Regions from separate parts of the Homo sapiens genome. Here region 1 is linked to region 2. A link is an interaction called in ENCODE POLR2A ChIA-PET data of the cell type or tissue named here. Cell type or tissue: PC-9. All regions are shown on one strand. Each heading gives the region's core, and the rest is flanking DNA. Links, peaks and the distances in the headings are about the cores only. Region 1 overlaps ARID4B (AT-rich interaction domain 4B). Region 2 overlaps LOC105373215 (a long non-coding RNA gene).

Region 1 (5,382 bases), core at 57-5,056, 610 kb after region 2:
CAAATATTTAACTGTGGATAGGCACAGTGACTTTATAATGCAGATAGTCATTTTCATATATATGGATATATATAAATATACATTATATTCATATATATGGATATATATAAATATACATTGTATTCATATATATGGATATATATAAATATACGTTATATTCATATATATGGATATATATAAATATACGTTATATTCATATATATGGATATATATAATGTAATACGGTAATTGATTTTTAGACTAAATATATAAGTTGAAACATAACATTTTCTAATTTTTGGAAAATTAGTGGTGTTAATTCTGGAGACTAGTAAAAATAAATGATTAGAGACGAATACACTTCATGGTAACAAACATGCTGGTGATACAGCTTTAAAACTTTATGGAAATTTACAACATACAAAAATAAAGTTCACTGATGTTTTACATATTCATGGCCTAGCATCACCAGTTGCCAATATTTTGCCATCTTGGTATTATCTGTTTCACTCTGCTGCCCCTCTTCTCTCCTTTCTCCCTCACCATGTAGCATTTTAAAGCAAATTCCAGATATCATTTCACCCATATGTATTTCGGTATGTATCTCTGACACACTTGAACTTTCCTTTCATAGTACAACTGTCATACCATTGTCACAATGAATAACATTAACATTAATTCCTTAATGGCATCTGGTAGCAAGAACATGTTCAGATTAGCCTGTCTCTAAAATGTCTTTGCAATTTGTTCGTTTACATTAGGACCCAAATAAAGTCTTCATATTGCAGTTGGAAGATACGGTTCTAAATGGTCTCTTAAATCTCCACCCTTTTCATGCCCTTTATTTGATGAAGAAACTGTTATTTAACCTGTAGAATTTCCCACATTCTGTTTGGCTGATTACATCTTTGTGGTTTGGTTTAACCCCTGTAATTTCCTGTAAACTGAACATTCGTTCTAGAGGGTATTTTTTTTTGGTGAGCATTGTTTATAAGAGGTGCTGTATTCTTTCTATTAGTTACCATCATGAGGTTGGTTCACTTTCAGTATTGCTGGGATTGGTCAGTGGTTTTAGATTATGTTGGCTTGATCTATCCTTTATAAAGTTCTTATCAACTTTCACACAAAGGTTTTCGCAGCATCTGAGGATTGTTGACTAGATCCATTATATAAGGATTGCAAAACGGTGATTTTGGAATTATATCACTCCTACATTTATTAGTTGAAATTCTTTTGTAAAGAAAACTTTTATTTCATGTATTTACTGTCTTTAAAATCTAGAAGTGGAGGCTATAAAAATTTAATTCCTCTCCCACCTCGTTTTGCCAGTTTTTATAATAATGAGTTGGTGTCCTAGGAACCCACTAAAACGACCAGTAAATTTTTCTTCTTTCTTTTATTATTTTTAGTGTTAGGGATTTTTATGTATGTGATGTGTTTTAATCCATTGTAGTTGCTGTTTTTCATGTTTCAATTGTCTCATCTTTGGCCAGTTGGAACCCCTTCAGATGGGTTCCTGTGTTCTTTTGAATATTGTCCCATCGGTTTTCAATAACTTACTCTCTTTCTGGCACAAGGGATATCAGGTTCACTTTGTACATTTCCTGCTCCGCATCTGGAATCAGCTATTTCTTTAAGGAACCCTGGTTGCTGAGACATTAATGACATCAAATATATATATAAAAAGAAAAGAACAAGTAGCCCTGGTTTTCTCAAGTGGGAAATGGTTTTTAGAGATCACAATCAGGGTGTTAAGGGTGCTCATTGCTGCTGGGTTGGTCATGACTTCTATGGTTTTTTAGTATTTAGATACAGGAAGTACTCTCTCCCTTCCTTCCCTCCCTCCTTCCTCCCTTCCTTCCTTCCTTCCTTCCTTCCTTCCTTCCTTCCTTCCTTCCTCCTTTTTTTTTTTTTTAATTAGAGTAAATTATGGCTGGGTGAGGTGGCTCACTCCTGTAACCTAAGCACTCTGGGAGGCTGAGGTGGGCGGATCACTTGAGCCCAGGAGTTCGAGACTAGCCTGGGCAACATGGCAAAACCCTGTCTCTACAAAAAGCTCAAAAAAATTAGCCAGGCATGGTGGTGTGTGCCTATAGTCCCAACTACTTGGGAAGATCACCCGAGCCTGGAGGTCAAGGCTGCAGTGAGTTGAGATTGTGCCACTGCACCCTAGCCTGGGTGATAGAGTGAGACCCTGTCTCAAAAAAAAAGAGAAGAATAAATTTTCAATTCATACTGATATTTCCAGTTTTCATGAAAAATTACAGAGGTTTTGTTTAACTTATTTTATGATTTATTTATTTATTTTATGGTGAAAAATATGTCTATTTAGTGTTAGCCAGCTGGGCTCACTTTAGATGATCCCAATTTTGTTGGCAACGTCATCATAGTCAGGAACCGGTAGAACATGGGCCTTCTTTCCATCAGGCCTGATCAGGGTGTTGATATTGGCCATGTCAGTGCCACAGAGCTTTTTCTTAGCCTGTTTGATCTGGTATTTGTTGGCCTTGACATCCACAGTGAACACAAGAATGTTGTTGACTTTCTGTTCTTTTCATGGCTGACTCAGTGGTCAGGGGAAACTTGATAGCATAGTGGTCAAGCTGGTTTCTCCTGGACTGGACCAGTCTTCCAAGGATATTTGGGCTGCCTCCAGAACAGCAGCAGTGTTTTGGGCTGTCCTTAGGTGGGTGACGTGAAGATCTTCTCTTTTTTGTGTGGCTGTGGATACGGATACCTTTCAGCACTGCTGTTTTGGCCTTTAGAGCCTTTGGTTTGGCTTTGACGTTGGGAGAGCAGGGGCTTCCCTCTTTGCCTGTGATGCCTTCTTGATGAGTACAGCCATGTAACTTCTTTTATAGTTGTGTCTTTTTTTTTTTTTGGGACGTAGTCTCGCTCTGTTGTCCAGGCTGGAGTGCAGTGGCGTGATCTTGGCTCACCGCAACCTCCACCTCCCAGGTTCAAGCGATTCCCCTGCCTCAGCCTCCCGAGTAGCTGGGATTATAGGCACCCTCCACCATGCCTGGCTAATTTTTGTATTTTTAGTAGAGTCAGGGTTTCACTATATTGGCCAGGCTGATCTCGAACTCCTGACCTCCGGATCCGCCTGCCTTGGCCTCCCAAAGTGCTGGGATTACAGGCGTGAGCCTCCGTGCCTGGCCTTTTTTTTTTTTAAATTGAGATGGAGTCTTGCTTTGTCCCCCCGCAGGCTAGAGTGCAGTGGCATGATCTCGGCTCACTACAACCTCTGCCTCCCAGGTTCAAGCAATTCTCCTGCCTTAGCATCCCAAGTAGCTGGGATTACAGGCACGTGCCACCATGCCTGGCTAATTTTTGTATTATTATTAGAGACCAGGTTTTGCCATGTTGGCCAGGCCGGTCTCGAACTCTGGACCTCAAGTGATCTACCTGCCTTAGCCTCCCAAAGTGGTGGGATTACAGGCGTGAGCCACTATGCCCGGCCTATATCATTTTTTATCTTATGCTAAAAATGTTGGTTCCTAACAACATTAACATTATATTATACATATAACACATATTAGCTTTGAGATAACAATACCATAATGTAGTTTGAGATTCCTTTGTCTGTCTATTTACATCCTTAGGCTGTATTCCAGTAGGGATGTAAGCTCAGAATACTTTTTAAATGAAAATAAAATTTTATAAATTTTAATAAAAAATAATATTTTAAATAAATATTAATATTTAAGATACTTGAAATAATAATTCTCTGTGTATTTATGTCAGCAGTTGAAAATAGAACATTTACTTCAGTTTGGTTTTGGTTTCTAAGGAGTGCTGTTTTTTCCTTTTCAATTTTTTTGATGTAAAATATTTACATGGTTTCAAAATGTTGAGCATATTTTTAAAAAGATATGGCTGGGCACGGTGGCTTGCGCCTGTAACCCCAGCAATTTGGGAGGCTGAGGCGGGCGGATAACTTGAGGTCAGGAGTTCAAGACCAGCCTGGCCAACATGGTGAAACCCCGTCTCTACTAAAAATACAAAAAATCAGCCGGGTGTGGTAGCAAGCGCCTGTAATCCCAGCTGCTCAGGAGGCTTGAACCCCTGGGTTCAAGCGGGAGAATTGCTTGAACCCCTGGGTTCAAGCGGGAGAATTGCTTGAACCCCTGGGTTCAAGCGGGAGAATTGCTTGAACCCCTGGGTTCAAGCGGGAGAATTGCTTGAACCCCTGGGTTCAAGCGGGAGAATTGCTTGAACCCCTGGGTTCAAGCGGGAGAATTGCTTGAACCCCTGGGTTCAAGCGGGAGAATTGCTTGAACCCGGGAGGCGGAGGTTGCAGTGAGCCGAGATCACACCTCTGCACTCCAGCCTGGGTGACAGAGTAAGACTCTGTCTCAAAAAAAAAAAAAAAAAAATGCTGCTGGTTTGCATATCATTATTCTGCCCATATCCTATCAGTAACGAAAGAGGTATTATTTTACTGTATGTTTTTACTTAAAATTTAATTTATGCTTACATTAATTTTTAAAGGTTCAGATTTGAAAGTCCAGTGTCAATTTTCCAGGTGGCCAGGTGGTACTAGATGTCAGTAAATAGTTCTTGTTTATATATTGCGTTTTATAATTTTAAATATTTTACTGGGTTTTGGACATATTGTATGTCAATAGAAGGCAACTGGAACTCTAATTTTAGAAACTAAGATTATGATATTTGTAGATGATCAGTTTTACTCCTTGTAGTCCACCCCCTCCAATTACTTAATAACTATTTTAAGATGTTTTACAGTCTAATATACTGAAATTTCTGACATAAAGTCAGACTTCCAGATTACATTGCTTAAATTTGCCAAACTAGGCATTTTTCTGGTGGAGGAGAAAGGAATCTTTTCCTAAAAGTCTGGTATATATATATTTTTTGCTTAATGCCTAGTTACCATGGAAATAGATGTTAGAATCAGCTCTTAAGTAGGTAGGTAGTGACAAACTGGCTGTATTGCTGAATTGAGTTGCTAGACTGTATTTGGCCCTTTCCTGCTTTCATCTTTCCACCTTCTCTTTCATCATTTTTTTTTTTTGGTTTATGTGCTTTTTAGAATATTCTATATAGTTAAATCCAAACTTGACTTAACCTAGGTTTGAGCAACAATTTGCTTTTGCTTACAATTTATACTATCTATAGGTAGACATTTTACCTCATATTTACATATGTATAGTATAAGTAGATAATTGTACTGACTTGGCACATCAGCTGTTAATGCTTTTAAGAAAAGGTCTGGAAAGACCTGTAACAAGTTAATAGTGATGGTCTCTAGCTGGTGACAGTATAGAAAATGTTTAATGTCTACTTTGTGAAGTTACAATGTTTGGTTTTTAAAATGAGCATGTACTACTTCATTATATAAAATTTTTTTACTTGTAGAAGTTTGTGTTAATGATCAGT
Region 2 (5,382 bases), core at 129-5,128:
TCACAGCTCCTGGTGATTAGGATATGGACATTTTTGCGGGTCATTATTCTATTTTCCACAAACTCTATGAGGCTCAAAGATAAGTCTGGAGCTAACAATTCCCATCTAGGGCTGAGTGCAGTGGCTCACACCTGTAATCCCAATACTTTGGGATGTTGAGGCAAGAGGATCGCTTCAGCTCAGGAGTTCGAGACCAGCCTGGGCAACATAGTGAGACTCTATCTCTGCAAAAAAAAATTTTTTAAGTAGCTGGGTGTGACGTGCACACCTGTGGTCCCAGTTACTTGGGAGGCTGAGGCAGGAGGATCACTTGAGCTCCGGAGGTCGAGGCTGCAGTGAGATATGATTGCACCACTGCCCTCCAGCTTGGATGGCAGAGCAAGACCCTGTCTCGAAAAAGAATTCCCTCCCATCTAATAGTGCTTGGACATCACTTCTTATAAGACTTTCTTGGGACCCCAAAATCAGGTTAGGGTCTCCTCCTATGTGTTCCCATCACCTTCTGGGGTCACCTCTTACTGGAGCCCTTATAAAACCGCATTACAGTTACTTGATTATGATTACATCTTCCACACTAGTCTTTTTAACTCCAGAGAGTAGGGACTGTGCCTTATTTATTTTTGTATCTCCTGCCCCCAACATGGTGTCTGGCACTTGGTAGTTGCTTAATAAATATCTGTTGTCATGAGGACCAAAAAAGACCAAGTAAAATGCCCAATGGGGCCAGGCACAGTTGCTCAAGCCTGTAATCCCAGCACATTGGGGGGCCGAGGCGGGTGGATCACCTGAGGTCAGGAGTTCAAGACCAGCCTGGCCAACCTGGTGAAACCCCGTCTCTACTAAAAATACAAAAATTAGCCAGGCATGCTGGCAGGTGCCTGTAATCCCAGCTACTCTGGAGGCTGAGGCAGGAGAATCGTTTGAACCCAGGAGGCAGAGGTTGCAGTGAGCTGAGATTGCACTATTGCACTCCAGCCTAGGCGACTAGAGTGAAACTCCATCTCAAAAAAAAAAAAAAAAAATGCCCAATGGTACCTGGCTCAAATAGGTATTCAATAGATGGTGAATGGTGAATCCTTTTGCTAACACCCATTATTGCCAAAAAAAAGTAGGAGAATTTCTCTTTTCTTTTTATTTTACTTTAAGTTCCAGGATACATGTGCAGAATGTGCAGGTTTGTTACATAGGTATACATTTACCATGGTGGTTTACTGCACTTATCAACCCATCACCTAGGTTTTAAGCCCCGCATGCATTAGGTATTTGTCATAATGCTCTCCCTTTCCTTACCTCCCCACACCCTGACAGGCCCCAGTGTGTGACATTCCCCTCCCTGTGTCCCTGTGTTCTTATTGTTCAACTCCCACTTATGAGTGAGAACGTGTGGTGTTCGGTTTTCTGTTCCTGTGTTAGTTTGTTGAGAATGATGGTTTCCAGCTTCATCCATGTCCCTGCAAAGGACATGAACTCATTCTTTTTTATGGCTGCATAGTATTCCATGGTGTATATGTGTCACATTTTCTTTATCCAGTCTATCATTGATAGGCATTTGGGTTGGTTCTAAGTCTTTGCTATCATAAATAGTCCTGCAATAAACATATGTGTGCATGTATCTTTATAGCAGAATGATTTATAATCCTTTGGGTATATACACAGCAATAGGATTGCTGGGTCAAATGGTATTTCTGGTTCTAGATCCTTAAGGAATTGCCACACTGTCTTCCACAGTGGTTGAACTAATTTACACTCCCCAAAGTAGGAGAATTTCTATGGATGACAAGTGAAATGCCTCCATCTCGACAGGGAAAGTACAAGAAAGCATGTCTTCTAGCTTAGAGACAAAAACCCTTTAAGGCAGTCAGAGCCAATGGCATGGTTTACCTTTTCTGTTTTTATTATAACATTGTTTTGCCCAGAACCTACCACCCATTTGCTGAGGAAAGTGTGCTGGCTGACTTTGACAGGCAAGTGGGGCAGGAACAGGTGAAAAGGAAGAAATCCACTATCAGTATTTCATCATAAACTGGGCAGAACAGAGCCTCAACCTGGATCTGCCTTTACCACTTCAAGTGCTGTGAACTCTTGGCTTGTGCCACATTTTCTCTCAATGGGCCACACTTGCTTTCTTTACTGACATTTATGCCTAGTGCAGTGGAGAGACAAGAGGATGGGCAGCAGGCCAAGTAGTTCTGGGTGGCCCTGTGGTGCTGGACTCACCGTAGTCTTGGACTTGCTCTCTGACCATACGCAAGTCACTCCTCTTTCAATTTCTGCGCCTATAAAATGCATGACTCACCTCACAGACACCGAGAAATACCAAGTGTTCCTGTCTTTAAAGAGAAAGAGTTATTAAAAAAAAAAAAAAGCTACTGTAGATGTACCTATCAGGCTATTACTAGACCAAAGCTAAAACCAAGGCCAAAGCCAGCTTTGATTTCATTTCAAGGCCTGGAGCAAGGAACCTACTCTCAGAACTTTAAAGAAGCATGCTGTTTAAAGTCAGCTTCCCAGCCTGCAATTTAGATTCAGACTCACACACACCCCACAGTGGAGACCTTAGTTCCCCTGCAGGTACACACAGTAGGACTTGAACCAGCAACTTTGCCTTTTTAGCTAAGCAGTAATGGATTGATTGCATTTACAGCCAGAGCCTGATTGGCGTGCCGGCCATATTTGCTGACAAAATTCAGTCACGTGATCTGCAAAAGGATGTTTTAATTATTTGTGAATTTATTTCTATGAGAAGTTTACAAAGGAATAAATATTAAATCAAATGCATTTATGCATTTAGCAAGTCACTCTATTTAAGAACAAATTGTATACTCAGGCCATCATGAGCTCCTTAAAGACCACTGTGTTTTATTTATTTTTAAATCCCCATCTTTAAAATACCCTTAAAATAGTTGGCGATCAATAAATGTTGACTGACTAATTAGTTATTCCATCAAACACGATTTCTATAGTCTATTGCAGGGATAAAAGGGAAATAGAAGATGTAGTCTTTGCCACCAATTGGAGGCGATAGGGCAAACAGATTAAAGAGACATACAGCGAAAGGACATTGCACAGTGAAAGCCAATTTGCATTTATATGGAACTTGCCTGGTTGGGCAATATTGATCACTCATTCATTTAATCTTTCATTTTTATCATTCAATAAATATTTTGTAAGCACTTTTCGATGAGATAACAAAGAAGAAGGCTGTGTTAACTCTGAATTATGCTCAGTTCTCGAGTCTTCTTTGACTAAACAGGCAAGAAATGGGCAATTCCATGGACAGTGCCCAGAACTGCTACTTTAGAGAAGCAAAAAGATACTACAAGGTTTCAAGGGAGAAAATGGATCCAGTCTAGGGGTGACAGGCGGGTCCATCTCAACCACCAAAGAGCACCTGCTTTCAGTGACATCATTTCAAACATGAAGAGTAAAGAAGGGAAGGGCAACGTGGAATTTAGGAAAAAAGAACTCCTTCCAAACTCAGGAACTTTAATAGTCCGTAAGCAGGAATTTTGACAAATGCTTTTGACTCAGAGATTTAGAATTGTGGCTTAATAAAACTAATAAACTAAAAACCAATAAAAATAACACAAATGACCTTCTACTGTGGATAAAGGCAACCCCACTATCATTCATTTCACTATCAGCTCTGTCCAGAGGAATAAAATTCACCTTCAGCCCCCTCTTTACTGTGGATTCCTAAAACTGTGGCCAACCAACTCCCAATTGCCCAATTTCTCCTGTGTCTTCGGTGGGGTTCCCAAGAACAGGAGGATTCTTGAGCAAGTGATTCATCAGGGCAGTGTTCTCAGGAGGAGGCGAGTGAGGAGGCAAGAGAGCACAGGGTGGGGAAAGTCAAGGAAGGATGTGGTCTCATCTGGAGACCAGCTTCAGGCTGATCCCTCCAGGGAGCTTGGGAAACCCAAAGTGCACCACACAGGCAATGCCTCCTTGATGCAGGGGGCTGAGCTTTTGTATGTCTGGGCCAGACTGCCTTTTGGGAGCCTTGACTCCCAGGAGAAGGAGGGGCTGTGAGTTGTCATCAGCCAGCAAAAGGGACCTGGATGGGGCACTCCTAGCACCTACCATGGTGAAATATACGAACCGCTGAATACAAGTGAGCTCAGTGAAGGGAGATGCTAATCCCCAAACCATACATCTTGCCATTATATTGTAACAATAAGTAATTCAAAATCAAAGCTGTTTCTACATCCCCCAAAGCACCTCAGACTCAACATATCCCAAACCAAAGTGTCACCTCACGTCCCCCATGTCACCAAACCGCTTCCCTGGTATTCTCTTTGTCGATGGGATTCCATCATAATGAGGTCACTCAAGCTACTGACTTCTCTCTCTCTCTTTTTCTCTCTCTGCAATCTGTTCCACATTTAATCAATCACCAAGTCCTACCAGTTTTACCTCTTAAAGGTTCTTAAACATATTGCCTGACTCTCCCTCTTCATTACCACTGACCCAGGGCAGATCCTGGTCATATCTCACCAGATCTCCCTGCCTCCAAATGCGTCCTCCCCAAATCCAACACCTCCCACCCCATTCCTGGCTAAAATGTTCAGTGATCTCTTTCTACAGAAATGTCCAAGCTGCTGACCTTAACTTTCAGCAGCTTCCCTGAACAGGCACCAGCCCATCTCACTGACTTATTTTTCAGCACTTTCTGACTTGCACTTTATTTTCTAACCACACTAAACTGCTGACTGTTGCCTTGCCCACAGAATGCTGCTCTCCATCCAGGCCTGGACTGATACTGTTCCCTCTTCTGCTAATGCCTTTGTCCTCTTTATCTGGCTCGCTCAGATCAGATGGCACCTCTCCAGGAAGCCTGCTGTCCTCCTCCTCCTCCTCTTCCTCAGACTGGGTTCAGTATCCTTCCCCTGTGTGGTTGTTTTTTTTTTTTTTTTTTTTTTTTTGAGACAGAGTCTCGGTCTGTCGCCCAGGCTGGAGTGCAGTGGTGCAATCTCGGCTCACTGCAAGCTCCACTTCCTGGGTTCACGCCATTCTCCTGCCTCAGCCTCCCGGGTAGCTGGGACTACAGGCGCCCACCACCACGCCCGGCTAATTTTTTGTATTTTTAGTAGAGACAGGGTTTCACCATGTCAGCCAGGATGGTCTTGATCTCCTGATCTCCCACCTCAGCCTCCCAAAGTGCTGGGATTACAGGCGTGAGCCACCGTGCCTGGCCCCCCTGTGTGTTTTTTTTGTCTTTTTTTTTTTTTTTTTTTTTTTTTTGAGATAGAGTCACTTCGTCACCTAGGCTGGAGTACAGTGGTGAGATCTTGGCTCACTGCAACCTCTGCCTCCCGGGTTCAAGCGATTCTCCTGCCTCAGACTCCTGAGTAGCTGGTACTACAGGCATGCACCACTACA

What was found. ChIA-PET counts read pairs that join two places held together with the same protein. Peaks named below come from ENCODE experiments on the same cell type or tissue, not always from the same donor. Only the 100,000 strongest peaks of a DNase experiment are listed, where the experiment ranks them.
Region 1: POLR2A ChIA-PET joins it to region 2 with 6 read pairs; 1 of 35 experiments calls an interaction of 5 or more read pairs at or near these places.

What each region holds. Positions count from the first base shown.
Region 1 is chr1:235,293,288-235,298,669 of GRCh38, reverse strand. The region is part of intron 2 of ARID4B (AT-rich interaction domain 4B); the gene reads left to right. It also overlaps the pseudogene RPL23AP23. Among named protein-coding and RNA genes, the nearest start is that of ARID4B, 32 kb to the left of the region's middle. In PC-9, for the core only: no CTCF peak of the experiment used is centred there; a DNase peak (open chromatin) is centred at 2,499; H3K4me3 peaks cover 410 bases; H3K27ac peaks cover 1,868 bases.
Region 2 is chr1:235,900,106-235,905,487 of GRCh38, reverse strand. The region is part of intron 2 of LOC105373215 (a long non-coding RNA gene); the gene reads right to left. Among named protein-coding and RNA genes, the nearest start is that of LYST, 36 kb to the right of the region's middle. RefSeq lists a silencer at 2,173-2,373. In PC-9, for the core only: no CTCF peak of the experiment used is centred there; a DNase peak (open chromatin) is centred at 2,277; H3K4me3 peaks cover 798 bases; H3K27ac peaks cover 2,015 bases.